Linked DNA regions of Homo sapiens: region 1 is linked to region 2. The links are chromatin loops, found by intact Hi-C in ENCODE. Cell type or tissue: heart left ventricle. All regions are shown on one strand. Each heading gives the region's core, and the rest is flanking DNA. Links, peaks and the distances in the headings are about the cores only. Region 1 holds the start of LOC101927817 (a long non-coding RNA gene). Region 2 overlaps FANCA (FA complementation group A).

Region 1 (10,550 bases), core at 1,485-9,484, 330 kb before region 2:
CCACAGTTCTCCAATGTGTTACCATTCGAAGAGAGGAGGAGACTGGCCGAAGTGTACAAAGGGCTCTCAAGGATTTCTTACAACAAAACACAAGCTCAAACTATTTAAAAAAAAAAAAAAAGTCCAAAAAAGAAAGAGTCCAATATTGACAATTTCATATGGTTTTATCTAGCACCAACTCACTTTATCCTCACAATAATCCCACAGAGTAGGTATCATTATTATCTCCCCTTTGCACATGAGAAAACTGAGGCCCTAGAAGTGTGAGAAATTTAGTCAAGGTCACATTTTAAATGGTGGGGCCAAGACCTGAAACCAGGCTGGCTGGCTCCAGTGCCCACACTCTTCACCACGATCAGTCTTGAAACTGGAAATGGAAAACATGGACATGAATCTGCTATTATTATGGCTTAAAAATCTTACAATGTAACTTTAGAGGACTTAAAGGGAACACTAAAGACCTACCATCCAGCCTCATCTCATTTTAGTTCTCAATCAAAAAAAGACACAGCCAATTGGATTCCACTCCCACAATGGTGCCAGGAGCCCCACAATCCCAAGGCCAGCTGGTGCAGACAGGTCACCTATCCACTCTGATCAAACCATTCTCCTGACCTCGGTCGGTCTCCTTCGTTTTTTCAGGTTGGGGGCGGACAAGGTGGGCCGGTTATTTCGATTTTTTCGGGCTGGGGGCAGAGAAGGTGCAGTTATTTGTTTCCTGTTTCTGGTGTTTCTTTTTTAAGGGTGGGGTGCTATTCATTTCGTTTTCTCTGATTTAAAGTGAAAGAGAAGGCTCCAGGGAATAAAGGCAACTACGCAAACTTCAGAACTGAGGTGAGCCTGAGGAGGAACTAGAAGGAAAACCAGGCTTCCTTCTTCAGTGCAAATGTTTCTTTTTACTACAGGAAAAAACGAAACAGGAAACAAAATGAATGTTCCCAAACAATTCTCTTTATACCATTTAGCAGAAAAAGGTGCAAAGTGGATGAATGCAGAACGAGAACAAGGGGGAACGATTTCACACAACCGTTCTTCCCTTTCCATAATGCCTGCCCTGATAGGAATCAAACTCCTCTGCTAAAGAACAAAAGCCAACTATGGAAGGCAGGAGAACCTTCAGTCCTCAGAGGAGGCATCCGACTCCTGCCAAAACCTTCCCTTCCTCACCGGATCCAGGGGAATGGCAAAAACAATTCGTGTTTGAAAGTAAACAGATACACAGCTATAACAAAAAAAACAAAGGAAGCTGTAGATCAGAAACTGGGAAATACCTGAAAATTAGAGGAGGACAAAGGCATGAAATCAAACTAGAGAAAGTGACACAAAAGCCAACAGTGAAAACAGCCCCAATAACACACAGGAGAAGGTGGAGGAAGGACAGTGCTGGACTGTGCAATACCTGCCTCCCTCCCGCAGGAGGCCCGGCTCCACAAGACCCCAACCAGCGCCGGCCGAGTTCACAAGCTCCCTGAGCAACAAACACCAACTCCCTGCGTGGCTTCACTAAAACAAGCCTTGAAAGGGAACAAGAGGCTCTGATGGTCACTTAAACATCACACACACACACACACACACACACACACACACACACAAATCTGAAATCCTGACCAATGAAGACATAAGACCAACCTTTCAGAAAGCCTAAATCAGGCGCATATAGATGACCAATTTATTTCTAGCTCTTAGTAAACCCACAGAATTCCAAATCAGCATCACAGTCTAATGGCAAAACTCAAAAGGAAACATGAATATACTGTGATCTACTTGTCTTGAGCTCACTGTTGGCCTCACCATTTTATGATCGGCGTCATGGACACTGGGAAACAGAAAAGACGGAGAAATCCGGGAAGCGGCTGTTTCACTTCAGTGTGAAGCTCCTACTCAACAATCGCTTAGTTATTTGTGACCTCTCACAACACTCATCTGTTCTGTTTCTACAAAATGAATAATCCAAGTGGCAGTAGACATCAGGACACCTGTTACCAGCCTGTCTTTTGCCAAGTAGGAACCTCAGAATGAGATACAACTCCATGAAGAACCATCTCTTGGTATGCAACAAGGTCTTCAGTCAGTCAGTCAATCAATTCAGCAGAGCTGCATGATACAAGATCAATATACAAAAGTCAGCTGTATCATCATCATACACAAGCAATGAACAATCTGAAAAAGATTAAGGAAACATTTCCATTTAAAACAGCATCAAAAAGAATATTTAGCAACAAATTTAACCAAAGAAGTGTAAAACTTGCACCCTGTAACCACAAAACACTGTTGAAAGAAACCGAAGACCTAAATAAGTGGAGGGAAAAAATCCCATATTCATGGATCAAAAGACACAGTGTCTTTACGACAGCAACACCCCCCAGGGTGACCTGATGATTCAGTGCAGTAACTATCAGAATTCCAACGGCCTTTTTTCAAAAGTGATCCAAAAATCTAGATGGAATTGTAAACCTCTTACATACTACAACTTACAGAACTATACAACTTTTTCTTAAAACTTTTTTCAGAGTAGAAAAGACATAATTAAAATGTCTAGGGGCCGGGGTGGTGGCTCACGCCTGTAATCACAGCACTTTAGGAGGCCGAGGCGGGAGGATCACTTGATGTCAGGAGTTTGAGACCAGCCTGGCCAACATGGCGAAACCCCATCTCTACAATAAATACAAAAAAATTAGCTGGGTGTGGTGGCACATGCCTGTAATCCCAGCTACTTGGGAGGCTGAGGCAGGAGAACTGCTTGAACCCAGGAGGCAGAGGTTGCAGTGAGCTGAGATCGTGCCACTACATTCCAGCCTGGGAGACAGAGTATGCCTCAAAAAAAAAAAAGTCTAGTAATCGTATGATGCCAGGTTTTTCTAAAATGATTATTTTTAATTATTAAGGGGGCAAAATAAAACAAGGGCACTGATTTGACAGTTTTTTTAAACTCTTTAGTTTGAAAGGTTTAAAATTCTTCAATAATCTAGTGCCTCTAATCCCAGCACTTTGGGAGGCCAAGGCAGATGGATCACTTGAGGTCAGCAGTTTGAGACCAGCCTGGCCAACATGGTGAAACGCCATCTCTAATAAAAATACAAAAATTAGCCAGACATGGTGGCGCGCGCCTGTAATCCCAGCTACTCGGGAGGCTGAGGTGGGAGAATCACTTGAACCCAGGAGGCAGAGGTTGCAGTGAGCCAAGATCGTGCCACTGCACTACAGCCTAGGCAGCAGAGCAAGACTCCATCTCAAAAAAATAGATTAATTAATTAAAATAAAATTCTTTGGCCGGGCACGGTGGTTCACGCCTATAATCCCAGCACTTTGGGAGGCCAAGGCGGGCAGATCAGAAGGTCAGGAGATCGAGACCATCCTGGCCAACACGGTGAAACCCCGTCTCTACTAAAAATACAAAAAAATTAGCCAAGCGTGGTGGCGGGCGCCTATAGTCCCAGCTGCTGGGGAAGCTGAGGCAGGAAAATGTTGTGAACCTGGGAGGCGGAGCTTGCAGTGAGCCGAGACTGCGCCCTACACTCCAGCCTGGGTGACAGAGCGAGACTACATCTCAAAATGAAAGAATGAATGATGAATGAATGAATAAAATTCTGCAATAACCAACATAACATTATTTCCTTTAAAAATACACCACTGTCATAGGCCAGGCATGGTGGCCCATGCCTGTAATCCCAGCACTTTGGGAGGCCGAAGTGGATGGATCACGAAGTCAGGAGTTCGAGACCAGCCTGGCCAACATAGTGAAACCCCGTCTCCACTAAAAATACAAAAATTAGCCAGGCATGGTGGCAGGCGCCTGTAGTCCCAGCTACTCAGGAGGCTAAGGCAGGAGAATCACTTGAACCCAGGAGGCGGAGCTTGCAGTAAGCCAAGATCGTGCCAATGCATTATAGCCTGGGCAACAGAGCAAGACTCCACCTCAAAAAATAAAAATAAAAAAATAAGAATACACCACTGTCCCTGAATGTGCACTGTTCTTTTAATTTAGAATGTGAGCCCACAATGATTTGTACAGCCCAACATCTAAGATGCAATGAACAGAATGTAAATGGGGGTTGGGGGGAGGGAAGGGACTACACAGCTTCTGAGAGAACAGCAACGTCCCTGCAGCGTGGGATTCTCAACTCTCACGCTCAGACGTTCTAGTACACAGCAGGGACTCTCAACTCTCGCGCTCAGACGTTCTAGTACACAGCAGGGATTCTCAACTCTCACGCTCAGACGTTCTAGTACACAGCAGGGACTCTCAACTCTCACGCTCAGACGTTCTAGTACACAGCAGGGACTCTCAACTCTCACGCTCAGACGTTCTAGTACACAGCAGGTACTCTCAACTCTCGCGCTCAGACGTTCTAGTACACAGCAGGGACTCTCAACTCTCGCGCTCAGACGTTCTAGTACACAGCAGGGACTCTCAACTCTCGCGCTCAGACGTTCTAGTACACAGCAGGGACTCTCAACTCTCGCGCTCAGACGTTCTAGTACACAGCAGGGACTCTCAACTCTCGCGCTCAGTCGTTCTAGTACACAGCAGGGACTCTCAACTCTCAGGCTCAGACGTTCTAGTACACAGCAGGGACTCTCAACTCTCGCGCTCAGTCGTTCTAGTACACAGCAGGGACTCTCAACTCTCAGGCTCAGTCGTTCTAGTACACAGCAGGGACTCTCAACTCTCGCGCTCAGTCGTTCTAGTACACAGCAGGGACTCTCAACTCTCACGCTCAGTCGTTCTAGTACACAGCAGGGACTCTCAACTCTCACGCTCAGTCGTTCTAGTACACAGCAGGGACTCTCAACTCTCACGCTCAGTCGTTCTAGTACACAGCAGGTACTCTCAACTCTCGCGCTCAGACGTTCTAGTACACAGCAGGGACTCTCAACTCTCACGCTCAGACGTTCTAGTACACAGCAGGTACTCTCAACTCTCGCGCTCAGACGTTCTAGTACACAGCAGGGACTCTCAACTCTCGCGCTCAGACGTTCTAGTACACAGCAGGGATTCTCAACTCTCACGCTCAGTCGTTCTAGTACACAGCAGGGATTCTCAACTCTCACGCTCAGTCGTTCTAGTACACAGCAGGGACTCTCAACTCTCACGCTCAGACGTTCTAGTACACAGCAGGGACTCTCAACTCTCACGCTCAGACGTTCTAGTACACAGCAGGGACTCTCAACTCTCGCGCTCAGTCGTTCTAGTACATAGCAGGGACTCTCAACTCTCAGGCTCAGACGTTCTAGTACACAGCAGGGACTCTCAACTCTCGCGCTCAGTCGTTCTAGTACACAGCAGGGACTCTCAACTCTCAGGCTCAGTCGTTCTAGTACACAGCAGGGACTCTCAACTCTCGCGCTCAGACGTTCTAGTACACAGCAGGGACTCTCAACTCTCACGCTCAGTCGTTCTAGTACACAGCAGGGACTCTCAACTCTCACGCTCAGTCGTTCTAGTACACAGCAGGGATTCTCAACTCTCACGCTCAGTCGTTCTAGTACACAGCAGGGACTCTCAACTCTCACGCTCAGTCGTTCTAGTACACAGCAGGGACTCTCAACTCTCACGCTCAGACGTTCTAGTACACAGCAGGGATTCTCAACTCTCACGCTCAGACGTTCTAGTACACAGCAGGTGCGCTGTCCTTTAACAAGGACAAAGGTCAACAAACGCCCCTTGGATGAATGGCTGATTGGCAGGCATTCCACACTGCAGGCTCTGTCCCCGCCCAGCAGACTTGTCCCCTATCTTGAAACACTACTTTTCCATTTCATTAATGCAACCTGATGGCCGGCCACTGTAACAAAAGAAACATCACCAAAATGAATTGTTTCTTTCTTAAGACAAAAGGGAGTTTGCTCCTCACATATGACCTTACGCAGTTTCTGTCTGAGAATCATCATGTTCGTCAGCCCTGCCTGTGCTCTCCTCTTCCCACTGTGCTTCCTCCTGCATCACAAAGGAAACCCCTGTGAGCCTGGGAAGTGGGTGCGCAGGCGGAGAAACAGAAACGGCCACTCCAGGCTCAACCTATCCATCCCGGCCTCTTCCTAAGACCAAGGCGCTGCTGACTCAACCCTGCTTCCAGAAGCCTAGGGTTAACATCTGCTCCTTCCTCCTGTTTGCATTCAGTGAAATCCTCTCCTCTCCCAGGAGTTTCCACATAAAACCTGCCTCTTTGTTTATTAAGAATTGTTTACAGAACTCTCAAGCAGCAAAGGCAAAGTACAGAAGATAAATAAGAGCAAGCTGGCCGGTGCGTGCGACTGGATGGACAACATCTTTACCCACATGTCTGCATCAGCTCTGCGTTGTTCACCGACAAATCCCGTGTCTGGAAGAGTCCTGGCAGGCTGCACGGGCTGGAGAGAGAGCGAGCTGGTGAGTGGCTGCCCCTCCCATCACCACCACTGGCCACACCATGATGATCACACACCCAGGCACACCCACTCTGTGCTCTCCACGCATCGCCTCATTCAACCCCCACGACAGCCCTTAACAGATGCCACCTCTGTGTTTCTTGTGAGAAACATGGAACATAACTGGCACTCATCTAGCATGGTCTCGCAGTAGCACTGAACCTACAAACCACTCTCTTCCCAGGCTTCCACCCCACCATTCCCGGTTTCTCTTGTGAACTTTGTTTCCATTTTGTTTCACTTGCTACATCTCCTTCCTCCACCTCCTCCCTCAATGTTGTCTTCAGCCACTGCAGGGGCACTCTCACCTGCCTCTGGCTTTAACGACGTGCTGCTGAATCCCAGCTCTGCCAATCAGAGTTGAACCCACTGAACCCACTGCAACAATGTCCAACTAGAGACACTGTCAATCAGAGACAATGTTCCCACCTTACTCGGCTCTCCTCACACAGGCTGTGCACATACAGAGCCCTCACCCCACTCCTTCCTGTATCCCCTGCCTTGCTGCAGGGCACCACTGTCTAACCCTCCAAGGCAGAAACCAGCTGCCTCCTCCTCCCTATCAAAAGCCCACTTATAAATCCTGTCCATTTCCAGCTCCCCCCCATCACTGTCACTCCTCCCTACTGCAACCGCTCTGACTTCTAGTTCAAGAGTGTCTCAGTATTTCTTTACCTACATCATCATAACAACTTAATTATCTCCACCTCCAGCCACACACACCATCAACTTATTCCCCACAGTGCTAAGGGGAGAATTTGCCACATCTGGTCACTTATTTACACCTCAGTCTGGTGTGCAGAAGTCACTGGGCTAACAAGGAATATATTCATGTTGTACATCGTGATGCAGTACACACACACACACACACACACACACACACACACACACACACCCCTGGAAAATAAAAGCTTCACAGGACGAAAGCTTCCACTCCTACATGGGACACACTCCAGTGTTTCCCCAGGCTGGCAGCCGCTGTTTGTGACCTCAGGACCCATCGCCGTGGCAGCCGCCTCCCAGAGCCCGTGGCATGCACTGTGTTGAGGGGTGCTGTCTGGCTGCCTCCCCAGCCTCTGAGCAACCGCAAACACCTTCCAGTTTAGGAGGGTCCCTCTCCATCTTCCTAGAATGCCCTTTTCTACTGTGTCCAGCTGGCAAACTCCTATTCATTCTTCAAAGTCAAGCTCAGGTCTTGACTTTCTTCCTTATACTTCTCAATATTCTTCAAATTCTCTACGGAGATATGTATTGCTTTTATATTTTTATACTATGTCACCACCATACCCGAGACCTTACCAGTCACACACTCACCCCCATTCATATTCTATCACGGTATAATCTTGAGCCCAGGAGTTCAAGACCAGCCTGGGCAACACAATGGGACCCCATCCCTATAAAAAATTAAAAAATTTGGCATGGTGGTACACGCCTGTGGTCCCAGCTACTCAGTAGAATCACTTGAGTCTCTACTCAGGAGAATCACTTGAGCCTGTGAGGTCGAGGCTGCAGGGGGCTTTATCACAGCCCCACACTCCAGCCATGGGTGACAGAGACCCTATCTCTCTCTCTCTCTCTCTCTCTCTCTCTCTCTCTCTCTCTCTCTCCTCTCTCTCACACACACACACACACACACGAAATATATGGACACAGGCCACATTATATACAAGCATTGCCATAATAAAAACAGCTCTCCCTTGGCCTCTGAGCATTTTACCCTTTTGATCCATTCAGCTTCTTTAGAACAGATGGATATTCACCATAAGATGTAGTTTATGGACAAGAGTAATTTGGAAATGAAAAAGGAAGACAGTAAGGAGGCCTCCCCTTCAAGAGGGTTTCATGACAAGGCCCAGTTGAGTGGCCATGACTGGCCGGATCCTTTGGCCCTAACATATGGATCCCTCCAGGCTCTTTCAGTCTGCTAACCTACAAGTTAATTAGTCCATTTCTAGGAAGAAAGTGTCCGTTGTCTCCTCTGCAGACTTTCCACTTCCTGACAGCACAGGAACCTAACAGCATGCCAAGTTCAGACTCCTTTTTCTTTGCACCTCACTACCACCGACAGGCTTTCAAACATACTATTCAGAACAGAGACACGGCGTTGGCCACCAGTCCCAGCTCCAGCAACACTAAAAGGCCTCCCTAAAGGAGCAGCAGGAGCGCAACAGAGAAGAACAGGGTTGGACGTGGGGGCTGGGCACACCACCTTCACCAGAGTAAGAGAGAAGGAACGGGCTTGGACGCAGCAGGGCTGGGCACGCCACCTTCACGAGAGTAAGAGAGAAGGAACGGGCTTGGACGCAGCAGGGCTGGGCACGCCACCTTCACGAGAGTAAGAGAGAAGGAACGGGCTTGGACGCAGCAGGGCTGGGCACGCCACCTTCACGAGAGTAAGAGAGAAGCAACGGGCTTGGACGCGGGGACTGGGCACGCCACCTTCTCCAGCCCCAGAGCCCCACTGTGGAGAGAAAAGGGGCTGCTCTCTGCCTCAGAATCCAAGAACTCCTGAGAAAACAGCTACATCGACATCTGGTATTAACATTTGATTGTTTAACCACACTATAAGGGAGAAGGGGACATGGACACTGGCTTCTAAATACAGAAGTTTCCAGCTCCCAGCTGGTTACTCTGAGAAGATGCCCCTAGTGTGTCACCTACAGAGAAGGGAGGATGCCCACCTACCCTGCCTGGCCTGCACCACCCACTAGAAATAAACAACAGGCCCCAAATGCAAACAGGACCAAGAGAAGGGCCATACGGCAGCAGCACCCCAGTGCCTCCAAGATGCCACTCACCCATGGTGCACCCTACACACACTCACCTCCTCAAGACACTATGGATTCTGTGTGTCTGGGGGTGAACTGCAATTTTTTTAATGTTTTCCAAGTAAATCTAATTTAAAAAAAAATCACTGATCTAGCCCTTCCTCACCCAAACTCCCAGTCATACAGTTGTCGAAATAATGACCATAAAGCAATTCTTCTCTAACTTGAGAATTCTCATACTCTTCTTCTCCACGCAAGTCGGAAAGACCTAGTCTGAGAAAGAAAGCCATAAAAATGAGAGAATCCAGCGAAGTCGCTGCAGCCAGGAGGAGCAGCACCGCGCAGTCCTGTGCCTCACCCCTGCCCAGGCCACCTGAGCCCCACCTGTCACAGTAAGGCTGCAGAAGCATGCGGCTGGTCAGCAGCTAATCAGCAGAAGGAAAGCTGGCCCGACAATCCATGCCTATAAATTCCACAACAGATGTCTCCTGAGGTCCAAAATCTGCTCTTATTAAAGAGTGGCGTGTGGGATGGGCAGAGACTCACACAGCCACACCACACACACAAGGTCTCAGGACTCTAGCCAAGGTCTTCTAGTTTGTAGTGGCCTCATGTTTGATGAGCATCTAATAACAAAGACAGGAAAGCACTGGATGGAGACGCGGCGAGGACACTGGCTGTCTGGGGCAGCCTTGCCCTGAGGAAGTTATGCTCTAACTGGTGAGACTGCACCAAGGCACAAGAAAACCCACGACAAACTGAAGTGTCCATGCGGATGGCTAGGTGAAGCAGGGCGCAGGCCCAGGTGTGAACACTCAACTGCTGGGAGCCCAAGACCAACTGATACACCCACAGCCACCAGCTCTTCATGAGAGGTGAAGCCAGCTGGGCTTCTGGGTCGGGTGGGGACTTGGAAAACTCTTCTGTCTAGCTAAAGGTCTGTAAATGCACCAATCAGCACTCTGTACAAATGCATCAATCAGCGCTGTCTAGCTAAAGGTTTCTAAACTCACCAATCAGCACTCTGTAAAAACGCACCAATCAGCACTCTGTGTCTAGCTAAAGGTTTATAAACTAACCAATCAGCATTCTGTAAAAATGGACCAATCAGCACTCTGTAAAATGGCCCAATCAGCGCTCTGTAAATGGACCAATCAGCAGTACGTGGGCAGGGCCGAATAAGGGAATAAAAGCTGGCCACATGAGCCAGCAGCAGCAACCCACTGGGGTCCCCTTCCATGCTGTGGGAGCTGTGTTCTTTCACTCTTCACAATAAATCTTGCTGCTGCTCACTCTTTGGGTCTGTACTACCTTTATGAGCTGTAACCCTCAGCGCGAAGGTCTGCAGCTTCACTCCTGAAGTCAGCGAGACCA
Region 2 (8,000 bases), core at 1-8,000:
TAAAGGAATAACAACCGAAATTGGGCAACCTGGCCAGGCGCGGTGGCTCACGCCTGTAATGCCAGCACTTTGGGAGGCCAAGGCAAGTGGATCACGAGGTCAGGAGATTGAGACCACCCTGGTTAACACGGTGAAACCCCGTCTCTACCAAAAATACAAAAAATTAGCTGGGTATGGTGGCGGGCGCCTGTAGTCCCAGCTACTCGGGAGGCTGAGCCAGGAGAATGGCGTGAACCCGGGAGGTGGAGGTTGCAGTGAGCCGAGATCGCGCCACTGCATTCCAGCCTGGGTGACAGAGCAAGACTCTGTCTCAGAAAAAAAAAAAAAAAAAGAAAAACAGAAATTGCCACCGCGTGGAAGCTTTACTTTCGCTTTTGCTTTAATAAATCTTGCCACCGAAAAAAAAAAAATTGAAATTGTGCTCAAAGATTAACAGGTAAACCAAACATTAAATTGAGGATAAAATGACGAAACATAGGCTTTAAGGCAATGTGGAAAACCGTGTAACATTTTAAAGGGAAGCTCCTTTTTCTTTTGAGATAGGGTCTCACTCCGTTGCACAGGCTAAAGTGCAGTGGTGTGATCTCAGCTCGCTGCAGCCTCTACCTCCCAGGCTCAAGCAATGCTCCTGCTCAGCTTCCCAAGTGGCTGTGATGACTGGAACGTGCCGCATGTCCGGCTAATTTCTTTTCTATTTTTTGTAGAAATGGAGTTTCCCCATGTTGCCCAGGCTGACCTCAAACTCCTGGATTCAAGAGATCTCCTGCCTCAGCCTCCCAAAGTGCTGGGATTATAGGTGTGAGCCATCATGCCTGGCCAGGGTAGCTCTTTTCAACACTTACCGTTCAGTATCTGAAAGAGCATCAGCTTCAGGTTGAATTTCCAGCTCCAGGTGTAACCAGTCTTGGTAAGTTAACTGAGAAAGAGAGCAAGCAATTCAATACAATGAGGACAGAACACACAATCCACCGACAGGTTTATAAACCAGTTTGTCATTTCATCTCATACGCAGTCCTCCATGTCCCTGTGTTATAATGAAATTGCAGCTGAGAGTTCCACAGGAAAGAAACCTTAGTTTTATCAAGAATGATTTCTTACAGGATTTCCCTAGCACAAAGATGTTAGTACTGTAATCCTTCTTTCTAAGTATAAAACGGCTATTTTAGTCTGGGCAACATAGTAAGACCTCATCTCATTTAAAAATTACCTGGGCACGGTGGCTCATGCCTGTAATCCCAGCACTTTGGGAGGCTGAGGCCAGCAGATTGCTTGAGCCTAGGAGTTTGACACCAGCCTAGGCAACATGGTGACACCCCGTCTCTACAAAAGATTTAAAAATCAGCCAGGTGTGGTGGCACATGTGTGTGGTCCCAGCCTCTTGGGAGGCTGAGGCAGGAGGATCTCTTGAGCCCAGGAGGTCAAGGCTGCAGTGAGTAACAGAGTGAGAACTATCTATAAAAAGGAAAAAAAAAAAAAAGAAAAAAGAAACTAACAAAACAACAACATTCTACAGCTATTCACAGTAGCATACCTTCATTTATTTTTGGAAACAGGTTCTGTTGCCCAGGCTGGAGTGTGTGCAGTGGTGCAATCGTAGCTCGCTGCAGACTCTGCCTCCTGAACTCCAGAATTCTCCCCCTCAGCCTCTCAGATGGCTGGGACTGCAGGTGCACATCACCATGACCAGCTAAGTTTTTTAAAAACATTTTTAGGAGGCCGAGCACGGTGGCTCATGCCTGTAATCCCAGCACTTTGGGAGGCCGAGGCAGGCAGATCACGAGGTCAGCAGATTGAGACCATCCTAGCTAACACGGTGAAACCCTGTTTCTACTAAAAATACGAAAAAAAAAAAAAAAAAGGGTTGGGCGTGGTGGCTCACACCTGTAATCCCAGCACTTTGGGAGGCCGAGGCGGGAGGATGATGAGGTCAGGAGATTGAGACCATCCTGGCTAACACAGTGAAACCCCATCTCTACTAAAAATACAAAAAGTTAGCTGGGCGCGGTGGCGTGCACCTGTGGTCCCAGCTACTTGGGAGGCCGAGTCAGGAGAATCCCTTGAACCCAGAAGGCTGAGGTTGCAGTGACCCAAGATTGTGCCACTGCACTCCAGCCTGGGCAACAGAGGAAGATTCCATCTCCAAAAAAAAAAATAATAATTTAAAAATAATAAAATAATTTCACAAAAGGCTTGGCACAGTGGCTCACACTTGCAATCTCAACATATTGGCAGGCCAAAGCAGAAGGATCACTTTTTCCTATTTTTAGTAGAGATGGGGCTTCATCGTGTTACCCAGGATGGTCTCAATCTCCTGACATCTCAGCCTCCCAAAGTGCTGGGATTATAGGCATGAGCCACTGTGCCCAGCCACCTTGAAATTCTTTTCTAAAGACCAAAACAACCAGGCAAACATCCTCAGAAATAAATCAGTACCAAGGCACACTGGTGAGAGCAATGCCAGCTCCAGTAACCAGGCACACATGGGTGAGCCCAGAGACCCTGAGTGACCACCACACAGCCTGGCAGACATGTTTAAAACAAGTTCCCAGGGGCCGAGCGCAGTGGCTCACACCTGTAATCCCAGCACTTTGGGAGGCCAAGGCGGGCAGATCACGAGGTCAGGAGGTCGAGACCAGCCTAACATGGTGAAACCCCATCTCTACTAAAAATACAAAACTTAGCCAGGCGTGGTGGTGCGCGCCTGTAGTCCCAGCTACTTGGGAGGCTGAGGCAGGAGAATCACTTGAACCAGAGAGGCAGAGGCTGCAGTGAGCCAAGATTGCGCCACTGTGCCCCAGAGTAAGACTCCACCAGAAAAAAAAAACAAAACAACAACAACAACAAAAAACAAGTTCTCGGGCGCAATGGCTCACGCCTGTAATTCCAGCATTTTGGGAGGCCAAGGCGTGTGGGTAATTTGAGGCCAGGAGTTTAAGACCAGCCTGGACAACATGGTGAAACCCCGTCTGTACTAAAGATACCAAAATTAGTCGGGCGTGGTGGCAGGCGCCTGTAGTCCCAGCTACTGGAGAGGCTGAGGCATGAGAATTGCTTGAACCCAGGAGGCAGAGGCTGCAGTGAGCCAAGACTGCACCACTGAGCACAGCGAGACGTTGTCTCAAAAAATATATCAGTAAAAATAAAAAAAGAAGTTCGTGTTGGGAGAAACTGAGAAAGTATAGCAGGGTTTCTCTGTATTTATTAATATATTTTTTTGAGACAGGGTCTTGCTGTGTCATCCTGGCTGGAATAGAGTGGCGTGATCTTGGCTCACTGCAACCTCCACCTCCTGGGCTCAAGTGATTTCTCTTGCCTCAGCCTCCCAAGTAGCTGGAACCAAAGGTGCACACAACTGTGCCCAGCTAATTTTTGCATTCTTTGTAGAGATGGGGTTTCACTATGTTGCCCGGGCTGGTCTTGAACTCCTGAGTTCAGGTGATCAACCCGCCTTGGCCTCCCACAGTGCTGGGATCACAGGTGTGAGCACCGTGCCCAGTATCTGTATAATTTCTTAAGAGCTGCACATGAGGCCACAACGATTTTAGTCAAGATTCCAATCAAACCATCTAAGTGCTGCTGTTCTTGCCTCTGAGGAGACAGTCGGCACACGCACCCTAGACTCGAGACGAGGAGACAGTCGGCACACACACACCCTAGACTCGGGACGTGGCATGATGCAGGGGAAGGAACGGTCACCTACGTGCTGCTGTTCTTGCCCGAGGAGCACACACAAACCCTAGACTCAGGACGTGGCATGATGCAGGAGAAGGAACGGTCACCTACGTGAACATCTTCCTCTTTCAACACCTCTCGGAAGGTTCTGTGTGTCCAGAGAGAGAGGGCAGCTCTCTGCCAGTCTGCAGAAGGAAGGTGCAAGGGTCTCCAGGAAAGGCTGGCTACGTCCTCCTCAGAAAGAGGCTGTCGGGCCTCTGAGAACAATCTGAACATGAGGAACTGAAACTGAAACAGAGAGTGACCCGGCCGTTTCTTCATTGCGCAAGTTTCACTGTGAGTGGCTGAGCAAATGCTCAGGTGGAAACAGACCATCAACAGCCCACACACACAACCCCACATTCAGAGGACCTCAGTCCAGCCCCTGGGAGGGCGCAATACACGACCCCACGTTCAGGGGACCTCAGTCCAGCCCCTGGGAGGGCACAACACACAACCCCACGTTTAGGGGACCTCAGTCCAGCCCTTGGGAGGGCACAACACACAACCCCACGTTCAGGGGACCTCAGTCCAGCCCCTGGGAGGGCACAACACACAACCCCACGTTCAGGGGACCTCAGTCCAGCCCCTGGAAGGGTGCAGAGCCCCTCAGCGATCATGGCTGTGCACAGTGCTCCAGGGAAGAGCCTATGTGCAGACCTTCCTGCCATCTGACTGCTTCCTTGAGCTAAATGTCTGGAAGCAGAATTGCAGGAACAAAACTGCCTCCCAGGGGTAGGGCTGGTTTGGTCCCGGGCAGTGAAACAGCCCATCTCTAGGCCTCTGCCAGGAATGGCGTTCCCACCAAAAATGCACACCAACTGGACAAGCCAGACACACTATTGGTGCTGCGTGACCGTGTCCATCTCTGCCCCCGAGGAGATGAGAGCCTCCCATGTTTATAACCAGCCTGCTCCAAGGACTGTCGTCCCTGCTCAGCATGCTGGGTGGGAACCACGCTGCCCTCTCCTAAGCTCAAACTCCATGTTTTCTTTAAAAACTTGGCACCAGGGACAAAGTTCCTCAGAGGAAATAACTGGAAATACGTGCACCCTGGATCCTCAGGGGCTGCTCCCAGATTCTGACTTAATTTATCTGGAAAGGGGCCAGGAATCTATAGTTTCAAAAGCTTCTCAGTTGATTCTAATGTGAAGCCTGAAGTTGAAAACCATTATTTATTTATTTTTTTTTTTTTTTGAGGTGGAGTCTCGCTCTGTTGCCCAGGCTGGAGTGCAGTGGTGCAGTCTCGGCTCACTGCAACCTTTGCCTCCCTGGTTCAAGCGATTCTCCTGCCTCAGCCTCCCAAGTAGCTGGGATTACAGGCGTGCGCCACCACGCCTGGCTAATTTTTGTATTTTTAGTAGAGACCAGGTTTCACCATGTTGGCCAGGCTGGTCTCGATCTCTTGACCTCATGATCTGCCCGCCTCGGCCTCCCAAAGTGTTGGGATTACAGGCATGAGCCACCACGCCCAGCCTGAAAACCACTATTTTATACACGAGACGTTCATTAAAATCCTATAAAAGGACAACACTGGTTTGCAGTGCCATTTCACCTTTACTTTTGACATTCAGGGTTTCCAATGCTCATCTTTAAATTCCTTTGTCTGGGCCGGGCACCAGCGGCTCACGCCTGTAATCCCAGCACTTTGGGAGGCCAAGGCGGGTGGATCACTTGAGGTCAGGAGTTCGAAAACAGCCTGGCCAACATGGTGAAACCCTATCTCTACTAAAAAACATACAAAACAATTAGCCGGGTATGGTGGCACGTGCCTGTAATCCCAGCAACTTGGGAAGCTAAGGCAGGAGAACTGCCTGAACCCGGGAGGTGGAGGTTGCAGTGGGCCGAGATCGCACCACTGCACTCCAGCCTGGGCGACAGAGCAAGACTCCATCTCAAAAAAAAAAAAAAATTCCTTTGTCTGAACAATGTAAGGAACATTTACTAGATGAGAGGAATAAGAATTCTTCTTTCCAGGGAAAGATACTTATTATGAATACTGATCTTTTAATTCATCTATCCTATAAATGCCAACATCTATTTCATTACAATTACAGACTTGTAGTTGTCTTCATACAACTTCACTTTACACTCAGAGAACACAAGGAAAGGCAGCACTCAGCAGTCAGGCTGCCTAAGCAGACAGCAGAGGTGGCCATGACAGCCAGCCTGACTCAGGAGCTGCCCCATGACAGCCAGCCTGACCCAGGAGCTGCCCCTGAGATGGGCACAAAGCGGCAGCAGACCTCGGCCTTCCGGTCCGAAAGCTGCGTAAACCTGAAACGTATGGCAGAATGGAAAAATAGGAAAAGAGTGAACCTACCTTTTTAATAAGGCCTGGAGATAAGCAGCTGCACAAAGTATCTCGTGACTGGGAAGAAAACTTGCAGAGAGAGTAAGAAATTGCTGCTGTACAAAATCTGAAAACAGAAATTATAACATATAAATGTAATCCATACAAAATAAGGGATGAAGGAAAAAGTTACTTTGAATTTCATAAAACTGAATTTAGTGCATTCCGAACTGGATGGCCTGAGCATTGGTCCTTCGTTTTTTGGTTCGTTTGTTGTGAGACAGTCTTGCTCTGCCGCCCAGGCTGGAGTGCAGTGGCACCACCTGGGCTCACTGCAATCTCTGCCTCCCGGGTTCAAGCGAGTCTCCTGCCTCAGCCTCCCAGGTAGCTGGGATTACAGGCATCTCCCACCATGCCCAGCTGATTCTGTTGTAGTTGTTGTTAGTGCTTTTTTTTTGAGAGGGAGTCTTGCTCTGTTGCCAAGCCGGAGTAGAGTGGTGCGATTTCGGCTCACTGCACCCTCCACCTCCCAGGTTCAAGCAATTCTCCTGCCTCAGTCTCCCGAGTAGCTGGGACTACAGGTGCCAGCCTCCATGCCCAGCTAATTTTTTGTATTTTTAGTAGAGATGGGGTTTCACCGTGTTAGCGAGGATGGTCTCGATCTCCTGACTTCGTGCTCCGCCCACCTCAGCCTCCCAAAATGCTGGGCTTACAGGCATGAGTCACTGCAACCAGTCGAGTTTTTAATTTTTTTTAGTAGAGACGGGGTTTCCCCATGTTGGACAGGCTGGTCTCGAACTGCTGACCTCAAGTGATCTGCCCACCTCAGCCACTCAAAGTGCTGGGATTACAGCGTTAGCCACCGTGCCTGGCCCAGCCCTCGGTTTATTTTTTGTTTTATACAGGGCCTTACTCTGATGCCCAGGCTGGAGTGCAGTCGCACAATCACAGCTCAGGGGATCACTTAAACCCAGAAGTTCAAGACCAGCTTGGGCAACACAGTGAGACCCCATCTCTCACTAGCTGGGTGTGTGGGTGTGCACCTGTGGTCTCAGCTACTGGGAGGCTGAGGTGGGAAGATCACTTCAGCCTGGGGGACACAGTGAGACCTGTGTCATTTACTCAACATACATACCTACAGCAATACCCATGTGAAAAATTCTCACTTGTAACCAAGGAAGCTCAGAATGAGATTCCATGAGGCAATGGAGATGTCAAAGCACTGTCATGGTGTTCTTACAGTTCTAATACTTCTGTTTTACTAATACATATTTGAGCTGGGCGTGGAGGCTCACACCTGTAATCCTAACTGAAGTGGGCAGATCACTTGAGGTCAGGAGTTCAAGACCAGCCTGGCCAACATGGCAAAACCCCATCTCTACTAAAAATACATAAATTAGCTGGGCATGGTGGTGCACACCTGTAGTCTCAGCTACTCAGGAAGCTGAGGCACAAGAACTGCTTGAACCCGGGAGGCGGAGGTTACAGTGAGCCAAGATCACGCTACTGCACTCCAGCCTGGACGATAGAGTGAGACTCTGTCTCAAAACAAAAACCAAAAACCAAAAAACAAAAAAAAAAACAAAACACACACCAAATATATATTTCATTCTCCCTTTCTTATGCAAAAAGTAGCATCTGAGACCGAGTTCAGTATTTTGCTTTCTTCACCTGGATATATATCCTGAGGCATCTCTGTGTTTCTAAGAGAGGATGGCCCTGTCTCCCCCAAGCCACCTGGATGCCTCCCTCCTCACCAGCTCCCAACTTCTCCATTGGCTGTGTGCCTCTCATGCCAACACCCAGTACTCAGTGTTTGGGGCCTGGGGTGAGTGGGGACTGTCTGGTGTGGCCAAGCGCCTAGGAGGGACTCTGTATCCCCGGAGTACCGAGTGCCTGCTCCCCGAGGCCCATGTCTGAGGTGTGGGATCCGCACAGCTGCCATCTGACTCCCTCTCCTTGCTCCACGTACATTTCTTGCGCCTCTTCTAAGTTC

The links. Peaks named below come from ENCODE experiments on the same cell type or tissue, not always from the same donor. Only the 100,000 strongest peaks of a DNase experiment are listed, where the experiment ranks them.
Region 1: it touches region 2 in a loop (18-fold over the local background); 2 of 110 quality-filtered maps call a loop at or near these places.

What each region holds. Positions count from the first base shown.
Region 1 is chr16:89,424,976-89,435,525 of GRCh38, forward strand. All of the region lies in intron 1 of ANKRD11 (ankyrin repeat domain containing 11), which reads right to left. It overlaps LOC101927817 (a long non-coding RNA gene), which reads left to right and starts at 5,943. Exons shown (of 3, transcript NR_110932.1): 1 at 5,943-6,370. RefSeq lists an enhancer at 7,940-8,712. In heart left ventricle, for the core only: no CTCF peak of the experiment used is centred there; no DNase peak of the experiment used is centred there.
Region 2 is chr16:89,761,107-89,769,106 of GRCh38, forward strand. It overlaps FANCA (FA complementation group A), which reads right to left. Exons shown (of 43, transcript NM_000135.4): 27 at 6,035-6,131; 28 at 3,784-3,960; 29 at 843-916. Among named protein-coding and RNA genes, the nearest start is that of ZNF276, 44 kb to the left of the region's middle. RefSeq lists enhancers at 3,864-3,973, 4,134-4,203. In heart left ventricle, for the core only: no CTCF peak of the experiment used is centred there; a DNase peak (open chromatin) is centred at 3,970; H3K4me3 peaks cover 219 bases.